2 separate regions of the Mus musculus genome follow, and region 2 is linked to region 1. Evidence: chromatin loops called from intact Hi-C (ENCODE). Cell type or tissue: left cerebral cortex. All regions are shown on one strand. Each heading gives the region's core, and the rest is flanking DNA. Links, peaks and the distances in the headings are about the cores only.

Region 1 (5,000 bases), core at 1-5,000:
TGTGTATTGCTGGTTATTCTGTGGACCAGGCTGGCCTTGAACTCATAGAGATCTGTCTGCCTCTGCCTCCTGAGTACTGAGATTAAAGCATGCACCACCACTGCCTCTATAGAATTCTTGATTCCCTTGGTGTTTTAGGTTGACATTAAAAAGAATTGAACAGATGTAGGTTTTGTGTGATAGTCAGGAAAAACAGTATCGAAGGTGGTCTTACAACCCTGCCTCTTTCTCTGTTTTCAAGACCCGGTTTCTCTGTGTAACAGCCCTGGATGTCCTGGAGCTTGATTTGTAGACTACGCTGGTCTCAAACTCAAATATCTGCTTGCCTTTGCCTCCCAAGTGCTGGGATTAGAAGCATGCATTACCATGCTTAGAATGTGGGGTATTACAACTTTTATGCTACTGATTTCATGTGCTTTGGATAGTGTCAAGATTCTTGGTCAATTCTATCTTTCTACTGTTTGCCCTGTTCTGTGTCTCCTCATCCAGGAGCCATGTTCTAATCTCCATTCCACTGGCAGGGGGAGGACTTTCTTTTTTCTTTCTTTCTTTCTTTCTTTCTTTCTTTCTTTCTTTCTTTCTTTCTTTCATTAGGAAAGAAGAAATATATGTTTCTTTTTGCCCCCCCCCACAGAGAGGAAGATGTACGAGTGAGTGATTTGAAACCAAGAGTCTCCTTCTACTTCTTTGTCACCTCACCCCAAAATGTGTCTGATGTCATTCCTAGAAGTGAAGTTGAAGATGCCATCAGGTGACATTCTACTTTCAAACAAACTATGTAAAGATGGAGTTAGCTAATGCGCCAATAGCTTACATTTCGTGTAATATTGTGTGCTGGACATCATTTAAAATCATTTATGCCTTTTACCTCATCTCAAAACATGGGTTGTTCTTGTGGCTGTGGTGGTGGTGTCTGTGGTCTATGTATGGATTTGTGTGTGGGTGTGTACATGTGACATGGTTACACATGTAGAAGCCAACGGTTGACATAGCTGTCTTTTCTGACCCATCACCACCTTGCTTTTAGAGACATGATGTCTCACTAAACCCAATGTTAATCAATTTAGGTGGGCTGGCAAATGAACTTCAGGGATCTGCCCATCTCCCCCAATTCCTAGCATCGGAGTAGACACATGCTGGGTACTACCACACCCAGCTCTTTTATATGTGTACTGGGCATCAGAACTCAAGTCCTTGTGCTTGTACAGCAGGCATTTTGCTGGTGGAACCATCTCTTTAACCACACAAACTTGGGTTCTTGATCCTATTATAATCCAACAGCAAGAGACTGGTTTTGATTGGGGACTGGCCAGGAGAAGGTCTTGATTTGAAAGCAAGCAAGCAAGCATAAGCAGTGCTGAGAAGCTCCTCTAGAAACTGTGGACAGGAGACAGAGACCTGGGGAAATGTGACCAGGTTCCAAGTTATCAAACAAGCTATCATTGTCAGGAACTAGAGTTTCTGCTAGGCAGTCCCATCTGACAACTCTAGGATACGGTAGAGTGTGTACCCGAATTGTCTCAGCAGAGGACTGCAGGAGCTCAGATCTTTAACACTTCTCCCTAGTCACTGGCCAGGAACTCTTTCTGGTGATATTCATTCCCTAGTCTCTCTAGCCTGACAATGGTCTCAGGTAAAAGGGAAGTCATTTTGGCTAAAGGAAGTTTGGCTATCATGCTTGGAAAGTGAAGACAAGAAATGGGCACACACTGCCACCATTTGTACAGGGACATTATGACATTATGAAAGAGTTATTGAATTGCCCAAAGCAGGAATCAAGGAAGGTAAACATTAGGTTCTTTTCACACCAAGATAAGAATTTACCATGGAGCAGTGATCACTCGTAAGAAATCACTTGTCCAGACTGCCTCAGTTGTTTTAAACAAGATAGCAGGAATGGAGGACAGACGGTTCTTTTTCTTATTAAAATAAAAGAAAGAGAGAGAGGAAGGGAGGGAGGGAGGGAGGGAGGGAGGGAGGTAAGTAGGTAGGAAGGAAGGTCACAAGCAAGCAAAATGCTTACTAAGTTTCCTGTCCCTGACACCTCACTAGGTGGCACTATTGAGCTATGCCAGGAATTCTATTTACCCTTCAGACCAGATCTCAGACCTGCTGAATAGGGTGTGCCTAGAAAATTTGGCCTGATTGAGGTGTGTGAATCATGCCCAAAGATTCACTCTCCTCCTCCAAAACGGCTAGTATCAGCCTCAGACAAAATGCTGCCTGAGATTGTCATGAAAGCACCTTCTCTGCCTGGATTCCGAGATAGAAGCTACAGGAAATCTCAAACTTTCTTTTCTAGAAATGACTCTTAAAAATGACTTGATTAACTCTTGAGGTTGCCAGGGCTTATGGCTACCTCTGTGTTGGCTGCTTGTCCTCTCTGATGGAACCTGACCTTGTCACCTGAGCTATACCAATGGATGAGAAGCTGTGGGCTAGACATTTTACTCTATGAACCAAAATGTTTCTCCATTATACTGTTTTTGTTGTCAACAATCTCCATCCTTTCTACTCCGTCAACTTCAGCTACTTATAATTTCAGTGCTTGAGAAATGCAGAGGTCTCATTTCCACGCCCCACTGTGACGCTGCTTCCAAATGTCAACTTCTTCAGCGACTTGGGTGTAGGATATGATTCATTTATAAAAGAGGGATTTTCAAGTATGCTTTTCTGTTTTTTGATGCAATGTCATTTTAATAAAATAATTGATTGTTTGAGATTATTTTGAGACAAAGCTTCTCTATGTAGCCTCGGATGTCCTGGAACTCATTCTGTAGACAAGGAAGGTCTCAAACTCACAGAGATCCATCTGTCTCTGCCTCCCCAGTATTAGGATTAAAGGCATGTGCCACTACTGCTTGGTTGTCAGTACTTATTTTAGATGTAGGCTGAAGACTGAGAAATTCTTGCCGAATATGCTAACTTTACTTTTGAAATGTAGAATCTATACATGATAAATACTAAGCTATCTGTTCATTCTAAAATCTTCTTTTTATAATGAAACCTATGAATTTGTGTGATAACTTTATTCTCTTAACGTTTTAGTGTGTGAGCCTATGTGTTTATATGTGAACTGCATGTGTGCAGCACCTGTGGAGTCAAGAAGAGGGCTTTCAATCCCTTGGGGCTGAAGTTATAGGCACTTTTGTGAGCTGCCCAAAGTGGGTTCTGGGGACCAAACTCAGGTCCTCTGGAAGAGTGATACAAAACCTCTTAACCACTGAGCCATCTCTCTAGGACACTTCTCTCCCCCACCCCTCTTTATAAATTTCTAACTTAAACTTCAAATAAGGTTGTTGATAGACCTAATTCAGGTTACCAGGTATGAAAGACATGTAGTTGTCAAAAGTTTGTATCTCTCTATTGGCCCTATCTTCTTCAATTTTATCTTTATTTTAGGTGTGTATTTTTGTGGCTTTAAAAAAGACTGCCTTGCTATGTTCCCCTGATGATACTGGATCGTGCTTTGCAGAGTTGATTGACTCAAATTTGTCTAATCCTCATACTAAAGCACGGCTTCCCAGGCATGTGCCACTGCACAAAGTTTTAGTTGTACATTCTAATGACAAAGCATATTAAATCCCTTTGGGAACCCTGATATAAGGAGAAAATAATGGTGCAGAATTTTATTTGGTCTAAGCATCCCATTTACTGCATTCTCTTTTGCAAATAGGATGTCTCGGGGCCGCATCAATGATGTCTTTGGCCTGAATGATAACAGCCTGGAGTTTCTGGGGATTCACCCAACACTTGAGCCACCTTACCAGCCTCCTGTCACCATATGGCTGATTATTTTTGGTGTTGTGATGGCACTGGTAGTGGTTGGCATCATCATCCTGATTGTCACTGGGATCAAAGGTCGAAAGAAGTGAGTATCCTTTCCTAGATTTATCTGTCTTTTTAGAATGCATGAATTGGAAATTTTGCAACAAATAACACTGTATCCACACAGGATAATTACTTACTTGGACATTTATCTCCCTAAATATTCTGATATATCCCATAGAATCTTGTCAGATGCTAGCAGTACCTTACCTTACTAGCAAGCTCACATATTATAGATGTCTAGCCTGAGGTTTATTGGGATGCTGTAGTCAAGTGCATCCTATCCACAGTGGCATAGCCAGACTGCAAACTCAGTAAGGCATTGTTCTCACTCATGACTCTTGCTTCATCCACAGAGACTGACATGGAGCACAAAGTGTAATGTCATCTAAGAATGAGGTGCTTCAAACTACTACTCTTTAGTTACTTTCATTCCTCCTTGGGAAACTCAAATTTATCATTTGAGTTCATGGGCAGGCACCCTTTAATTTGTTCTAGAGCTGAGTTGATTGAGGGCTTTAATCACCAGGGACTGACTTCTAGCTCCTGTCTTGAGAAAGTATTAACTCTTGTTGGTCTGTTCAAATAACTTAGTATTTTGTATCACTCTGACAACATTATCTGCATGTTTTCAGTTGTTTAAACATACTCTCAGTTGAATCTTTACACAAATTAGTTTATTTTATTTAATTTTCTTTACTATAGAGATCTCTCGATTCTACCAAATAACTTCATTTGAAAAAGCAAGGCTGTGGAGATGGGTAAAATCACCTGCCCCACAAGCATGAGGACCTGACTTTGAATCCCCAGAGCCCATATATAAAGCAGATACAGGAGGCAAGCATCTATAATCCCAGCACTCCTCCAGGGAGATGGAAGGCAGAGGCAGGAAAGTCCCCAGAAGTCTGTAGGCCACTCAGCCTGGTGTACACAGCAGAGGCAACAGACCCCATCTCAATCACAATGGGTGTTGAGAATCAACACTGGATATTGCTGTCTGATCCCCACGTGTGCAATGTAGCATACACACTTACACACATGCACATGTGTACGCATACACAGATGTGCACAAAGCACTTTCTAGGTAGTGCAGTCAACATGGTTACAATGTTCAAAAATACAAGGGGGTCATAGAGTTCCGTTACCATTCTTTGTTTCTGAGTTTCCTTTTA
Region 2 (6,883 bases), core at 993-5,992, 220 kb after region 1:
GACACGTGGGAACATTTGTCTGTAACTGGAACACATCATGCTCCTGGGCTAAGCCAAATAGGGAATTGCTAGCCTGTCATTCCATCTCCCGATCTGTTAAAGCTCTGAATCCTGGCATGAACATATGGTTGAACAAACATGATGGTTTACTTTTTTTAAAATTTATTTCCACACATGTGACTTGGTTCCACTGAAAACTATCACAGGGGACCATGCAACGTGAACGTTGCTTGTTTTAAACTCTGATCTCCTAGCAAGAATAGCAAGGATCCAGAGCCATAGAATCTGTCTGAAATGTCAAGCTCTTAGTGCTCTTGTCCTCAGGTTCCAGTTCTCGGCACCAGTGTAAGAGCTCAAACTAGGATGGGAGGTAAAATATTTTTGAAGTTATCTAGCCAAAGGCTCACACACATATAGTTTCAACACAGACACAACAAAGTAAAGGGTGACAATTGAGGCAGCATGACACAATGCAGTTGCTAAATCACCATCAGCCAATCCTGCGTGGAGTCGAAGCCAAGGAGTTCCCTGGGGGGGGGGCACCTCAAATAAACAGGTTGGGCCCTACAGACTTGAGGAGGGGTCATAACCTGGGTGGGGCATTTTCTTTCAGGGGGATGTTAATTCCTGGGGAAGACTCACTAGGTAGGTTCATACATTGAGGATGGAAAGAGAGATGTGCTCTGAGCAGGGCTTAGGTGAGAAAGCAAAAACCCAGTGCTGGGAAAGGTTAGTGGGGGAACACATTGGTTACTTTTTAGGTGCTGTAATAAAATATCTGACAAAAGCAATGGAGAGGAAAAAAGAAGGAATGAAGAAGGAAGGTGAGGGATGGAGGGAGGGAGGGCGGGCGGGCGGGCTCATTTTGCCTTTCACTTTGATACAGAACAGTCCATCATGCTGGGAATGGTCTGGCAGCAGGAGCAGTGCTGATCACTTTGTATCTCCAGCCAGGAAGCAGACAAGCTCCTATCTATCAGCATTTCCAGTTCCCCTCCCTCCTTCGGTTCAGTCTGACTGCCCAGCCCATGTGTACAGTGGGTCTTCCTCAATTCATCTTCTCTGGTAGTATGCTCATAGGCACACCAAGAGCTGAAAGTACTAGAGTCCTGTAAAGTCAGCAATGAAGGTTAACCTTACTATGGGCACACATACATACTGAGGGGAAGGGGTAGATTTGAAGGGATGAAGCTGGGGATACTTGCATGATTGGAGTGAAAGAGGTGATCTTTTAGACAAATGAAAACCACCCAAATGCTTCAAGAAAGACAGTGGTAACACCCATTGGGAATGTAGAAAGATCCAGCCAGCAACTGTGTGGAAGAGAGTGAGTTGCTTTGAGCAGAACATGGGGCAGGGAACCTTTGGGGGAAGCTGTAACAGTGGTGGAGGTGAGGGAGGACGGAGGGTGTGGATTGCAGCTCAGTTACTTTTAGTTCTCACCACTCCTAACGTTCTCATGTGCCAAAGTTCCCATCTGCTTCTCCAGTGGTCCCATTCTGCCCATGACACATTACTTTCTGTGTACTAAACACCTTTTCTGCATACAAAGATATTGAGCTAAGTTCCTTGTCTACAGTCATCTATTCTCCAAATGAATGCAGTTGATGCAAGTCCGACTCAGTTTCATTGCTGTAATGAATAAGACATAATAATAGTAGTGAATGGAACAAGGCTGAGGACAGGATACATTGGTAATCCAGAGTCGATGTCCCTAGGTATGAACACCAATATGAAATACTTCGAGGTGTCAGCCCCAGTTAGTTGCTGTTTAACCTAGTTCTCCTACATCCAGTCTCTGTTCCCTTTAACTTGCTAAGGACCTATGTTCTGCTTCTGCCACATACTGTGCTGAATTCCTCAGGATTGTGTTCCACCTAAACTACTCTGTGGGGCCAATAGAGAGTTTTCTTGTGAGTCTTTGCTGCCACCTTGTGCTCAATATGAACCCTTGACTGTTTTTCAGTTATCAAGCCTTCCTTGTCTTGCCCTACATTGACATTTGCCTCAGGGATTTATAACGTATGTAGCTCATCTATGTCCTGGTCATGAGATTCAAAATGGACTCTTTGTCTAAATATGTGCCAATTAAAGAGCAGTCAAAACCAGGAGACCGGATCATGAGAGATTGCCATTTTGGGGAGAGGTGGCGGGGCAGGGGGTGGATAAGAGAGGGCTAAGAATGAGCATGAAAGTTTTTTTAAGGTCAAGATCATGGAAGATCTTTTATATCCTGATGTAAAATTTGGCCTTTTGTGTGTGGAGGAAGATTTAAGACACTTAAAGCGTAGCCAGGCATGGTGGCTCACATCTTTAATCACAGCATTGAGGAAACAGAAACAGGTGTATCTCTATGAGTTCAAGGCCAGCCTGGTCTACATAGCAAGACCCAGGAATAGCCAGGGCTACATAATAAGACCTTGTCTCAAAAAATAAATGAATAAAAGTACATGTAAAGCTTTGGTGGTGATAGGGATTAGGTTTGCATTTGATAGTCATGTGAGGGAAAGACTGAAGGGGTGCACAGTGTGGTTGTGATGTGAGCGGCAGCCACCAACACAAGAAATACCAGGTACTGGGTGAATTGTGACCGAGGCAGTGTCATGGAGAAGAGAGGGCATGAACAAGGGACAGGGTGGAAACCCTGACTACAAGATCTAGTGGACAATGGTGCCAGCCCCCAAATGAGGCTAACTGAACAAGAAGCAGGTTTGGGGAAGAGATATTCATTTTCTTCCAAAACCTGCATGAATGCTGAGATTAAAAGTGCACGGGCTTCCAAAATTTTCACCTTCTCCACTAATTGTTTGCTTTTGCTTTCTGTTGGAGACAGACTCTTAGGAGTTCCAGTCTAGCCTTAAATTCAATATGTAGCAGAGGATGACCTTGGACTTTCAATCCTTCTGCCTCTACCTCTGGAGTGAGTGCTAGAATTACAATCATGTGTCACCACACCCAGTCTAGGAGCCACAGGAGACTGAACCCAAAACTTCTCATGGACTCTAAGCAAGCATTCTCTACCCAGAAAGCCACGCCTCCTAGCCTGTCTCTTACTCTTTTTGCAATGTATTTCAGTTCACTGATCGAGATCAGACCAGAGTTCATTGTTACCTTTATATGTTTCTTACAAGTGTGGTGATCTAAGATGAGGGAATGCATCATTAGATATCTGGAAATTCTGAGGAAAACATTTCTACAGCATTAGTACTTCCGGTTCCCACACTTTTAAAATACTGGAGAGCACTGCATTCATACTTATAGGCAGCCTATATCTTGCTATCTTGTCATTACTGGCTGGTTACATAGGTTAGATAGATAGATAGATAGATAGATAGATAGATAGATAGATAGATAGATGATAGATAGATAGATAGATAGATAGATAGATAGATAGATAGATAGATAGATAGATTTTTAATTCATGTGTATGAGTGTTTTTTGCCTGCATTGCTTTTACATGGTGTGCACAAAATGCCCGTGCAGGCCAGAAGAATGCAACAGCCACCCTCCACTCCCAACCCCCACCCCTAGATTTCAGTTATGGGCAGTTTTAAATTGCCGTGTGGGTGTTAAGAACCAAACCTGAGTCCTCCGCCGGAGTAGGGAGTTCTCTTAACCCTTGAGCAATCTCTCCAGCACAGAAGTTTATATTTTTAACTGGTCAGTCACCACCATAAAAATCTGTCAGAAACATTCACCATATGGTGTTTTTTAAATTTAAAACCTACGAAAACACATGAGTTCTATGCTGATGTTATAAAATCACAGATGGATCTTTTTCACCCTGTGGAAATATTAAGGTTAAAAAACTTATAGACAAGGAGATTGGGAGGTTCCAAGTTTTACTGGGAAGATGGACAACTTGCAATTAATTTGGATCATCACTTTCCTATTTCTTTTAGACCACTCTTACCTCCAGGAACCCACTCTCTGTGGACCGCACATGACGTTTGATGAAGATCGCTGTGAGTGCGTCTGTAAAGCACCATGTCCGGGAGATCTCATTCAGCACCCGGAAAACTGCAGTTGCTTTGAGTGCAAAGAAAGTCTGGAGAGCTGCTGCCAAAAGCACAAGATTTTTCACCCAGACACCTGCAGGTCAATGGTCTTTTCGCTTTCCCCTTAACTTGGTTTACTGATGACATTTAAAGGACATACTAATCTGATCTGTTCAGGCTCTTTTCTCTCAGAGTCCAAGCACACTCTTACAAAAAAAAAAAAAAAAAAAAAAAAAAAAAAAAAAGGAACACAGACGTTTGGCATCTAAGAAATATGTGGAAGTATCTATAGAGTGATGATTAAATTGCTTTGTTTCAAAACAGGGTCTCACGAATTACAGACCTGTACTGCCATGCCTGCCATTACACTGTCATGAGTGGGAATAAAAGAAGTCACTGGCATTTAAACAGCAGGGTTAAGGGAGTGTTCTCTCTCTCTCTCTCTCTCTCTCTCTCTCTCTCTCTCTCTCTCTCCCCCTCCCCTCCCCTTCCCTCCCCCTCCCCCTCCCCCTCCCCCTCTTCCTCTCCCTATCCCTCTTTCTCTCTCTGTAGGCAAGAAACTTATGGATGACTATAACCTTTGGAAGCCATTGATTGGATTTTGATCAGTTTCCAAATCTACCCAAACTAACCACTGAGATTTTTTTTAGAAATTAATTCAATTTGTCCCTTGACAATTTCATACACGTATAAAATGCGTTTCTAATTACCTTTACTCCTACACTCTCAACCCTAGCCTATTCCTGTCAACTCATTTCCTCCTTGCTCATCTTTCCCACAACTGAAGAAAGTGACTCCCTCATCTTCCAGATTCCACCAGTAGCCTACATCTCCTTGCCCCCACCCCTGATGAGTCCCCCCCCCCAAAATGCATAATTAACTGTTGAGAAGTTTGGCCTTGTGTAGGCCTAGGGCAGATCATCACAGCTGTGTGAGTTTCCGCTTGCAAAGTCTGCAGCATGCCTAGAAGATGGGTGTTTGCTCATCCTTCTCTCCATCTTTTGATTCTTACATTTTCCCCAGCTCCTCTTCTGCTGTGCCCCCAAGCTTCACGGGAGGTGATATCAACATCTTTGTTAGGGCTGAAACCTTAGCCAGTATAGTGCCCACATAGAATATTGCATTTATACTTTACATACATGTCTGGAAATTTTTCTTTGAGAACAATGAAATGAAATCAGAACGGCATGCCATATTTGAAGTTGTTCCTTGCTTCTAAATTCTCATCTTCACTTTCTTTCACAACAGCTGTGAGGACAGATGTCCTTTTCACACCAGAACATGTGCAAGTAGAAAGCCAGCCTGTGGAAAGCACTGGCGCTTTCCAAAGGAGACAAGGGCCCAGGGACTCTACAGCCAGGAGAACCCTTGATTCAACTTCCTTTCAAGTCCCCCCATCTCTGTCATTTTAAACAGCTCACTGCTTTGTCAAGTTGCTGTCACTGTTGCCCACTACCCCTGCCCCCCCCCCTCCCCGCCTCCAGGTGTTAGAAAAGTTGATTTGACCTAGTGTCATGGTAAAGCCACATTTCCATGCAATGGCGGCTAGGTGATTCCCCAGTTCACTGACAAATGACTTGTAGCTTCAGATGTCTTTGCGCCATCAGCACTCAGAAAGGAAGGGGTCTGAGGAGCCCCTTGTTTTGATGAATAAGAAAAGGTTGCCTGAAACAGAGTAGTAGGTGCCACTCGATTGGTTCCTCGGGCTGGCAAAGTCCAAGGGCAATGCTCATGAGTTATTGTGCTTCTTTCTTATGCGGAATTTCATTTGTATGATCAGCACTGATCAATTCCCATTCCACTTGTACTTTTTAGGTTTACTGAAGCACTGCCTGATGTTTTATATGTAAATGTATTTAAAGGAAATAAACACTGTTATGCAGCCCACAGAAGTCAGCGTTATTTACTGTGCTCTTCCTCCACATTTCATGCTAATGGGAAATATTTTTAAGACCAAAGGGAAGCTAGCAGTGGGAGGTTCAGGGAACACATAAATAGACTAAAACTAGACCTTGGTTTTGGGAAGCCAAGGCAGATCTCCAACCGGGTTTATCATTCTAAACAAGGGTAACACAGGGGTTCTGGGAAGCACTCTGTGGTGTGTGAATAAACTGAACACATTGAACTTGACCATCCTCCTTTTATGGAGAGGAGCCTAACAATGTTAATATTTCCCCACCACCTGGGATTTGAAAAAAAAAGTGTGTGTGTGTGTGGGTTGCTTGCATGTATGATTGTGCACCTGTAAGACCCCAAAAGCCTTACATCCGGGATGTCCCACTCACATAGACACAGAGATGGAGATCGATGCAAAATGCAAGAGGTTTATTGATCTAGCATGCTGGGGTCGTCCTGAAATCGGGATGGAAGCGACCACAAATAGCTAAAGCACACATCTTTTATACATTTTTTAAGAGCAGTTTTCAGTCACAGTTTAGGGGTGGCAGTTTATCATTGGTTAACCTTTAACCGCATTAAGGGGGCAGAGTTAAGGACCGGAGATATTGTGTGGACTTTTCTAAACAATCAGATTTATCTCTTAGTGAGTAAACTTAAGGACCAGAGGTCAATTCTGGGGAAAGAACATCTTGACATTTACTTTTTTTTTTTTTATAACCATGGTCATTTTGAGCTACCACAAATCTTACACATCATGTGCATGTTGTGTGCCCTTGGAGGCCAAAAGAGGGTGCCAGATGCCCTGACAATGGAATTGCATATGCTTGTGAGCCACGAGGTTGGTGCTGGGAATCGAACCCAGGTCCTCTGGAAAAAAAAAAAAACACTCAGTGCTCTTAATAGCTAAGCCTTCCTCCAGCCCCTTGCTCTTCAAGACTTTGAGTGTTTGTGGCTTCTTCAGAAAGCCTGTGCCCCTTCCCTCCAGT

What was found. Hi-C counts contacts between places; a loop is a spot of excess contacts. Peaks named below come from ENCODE experiments on the same cell type or tissue, not always from the same donor. Only the 100,000 strongest peaks of a DNase experiment are listed, where the experiment ranks them.
Region 2: it touches region 1 in a loop (17-fold over the local background); 26 of 42 quality-filtered maps call a loop at or near these places.

Annotation. Positions count from the first base shown.
Region 1 is chrX:164,181,956-164,186,955 of GRCm38, forward strand. It overlaps Ace2 (angiotensin I converting enzyme (peptidyl-dipeptidase A) 2), which reads left to right. Exons shown (of 18, transcript NM_027286.4): 16 at 635-751; 17 at 3,677-3,871. Among named protein-coding and RNA genes, the nearest start is that of Ace2, 44 kb to the left of the region's middle. In left cerebral cortex, for the core only: a CTCF peak has its summit at 2,075 (motif pointing right); a DNase peak (open chromatin) is centred at 2,074.
Region 2 is chrX:164,396,761-164,403,643 of GRCm38, forward strand. Vegfd (vascular endothelial growth factor D) reads left to right here. Exons shown (of 7, transcript NM_010216.2): 6 at 3,903-4,098; 7 at 5,247-5,890. The coding sequence ends at 5,370. Among named protein-coding and RNA genes, the nearest start is that of Piga, 20 kb to the right of the region's middle. In left cerebral cortex, for the core only: a CTCF peak has its summit at 1,935 (motif pointing left); DNase peaks (open chromatin) are centred at 1,903, 3,657, 3,961, 5,238 and 1 more place.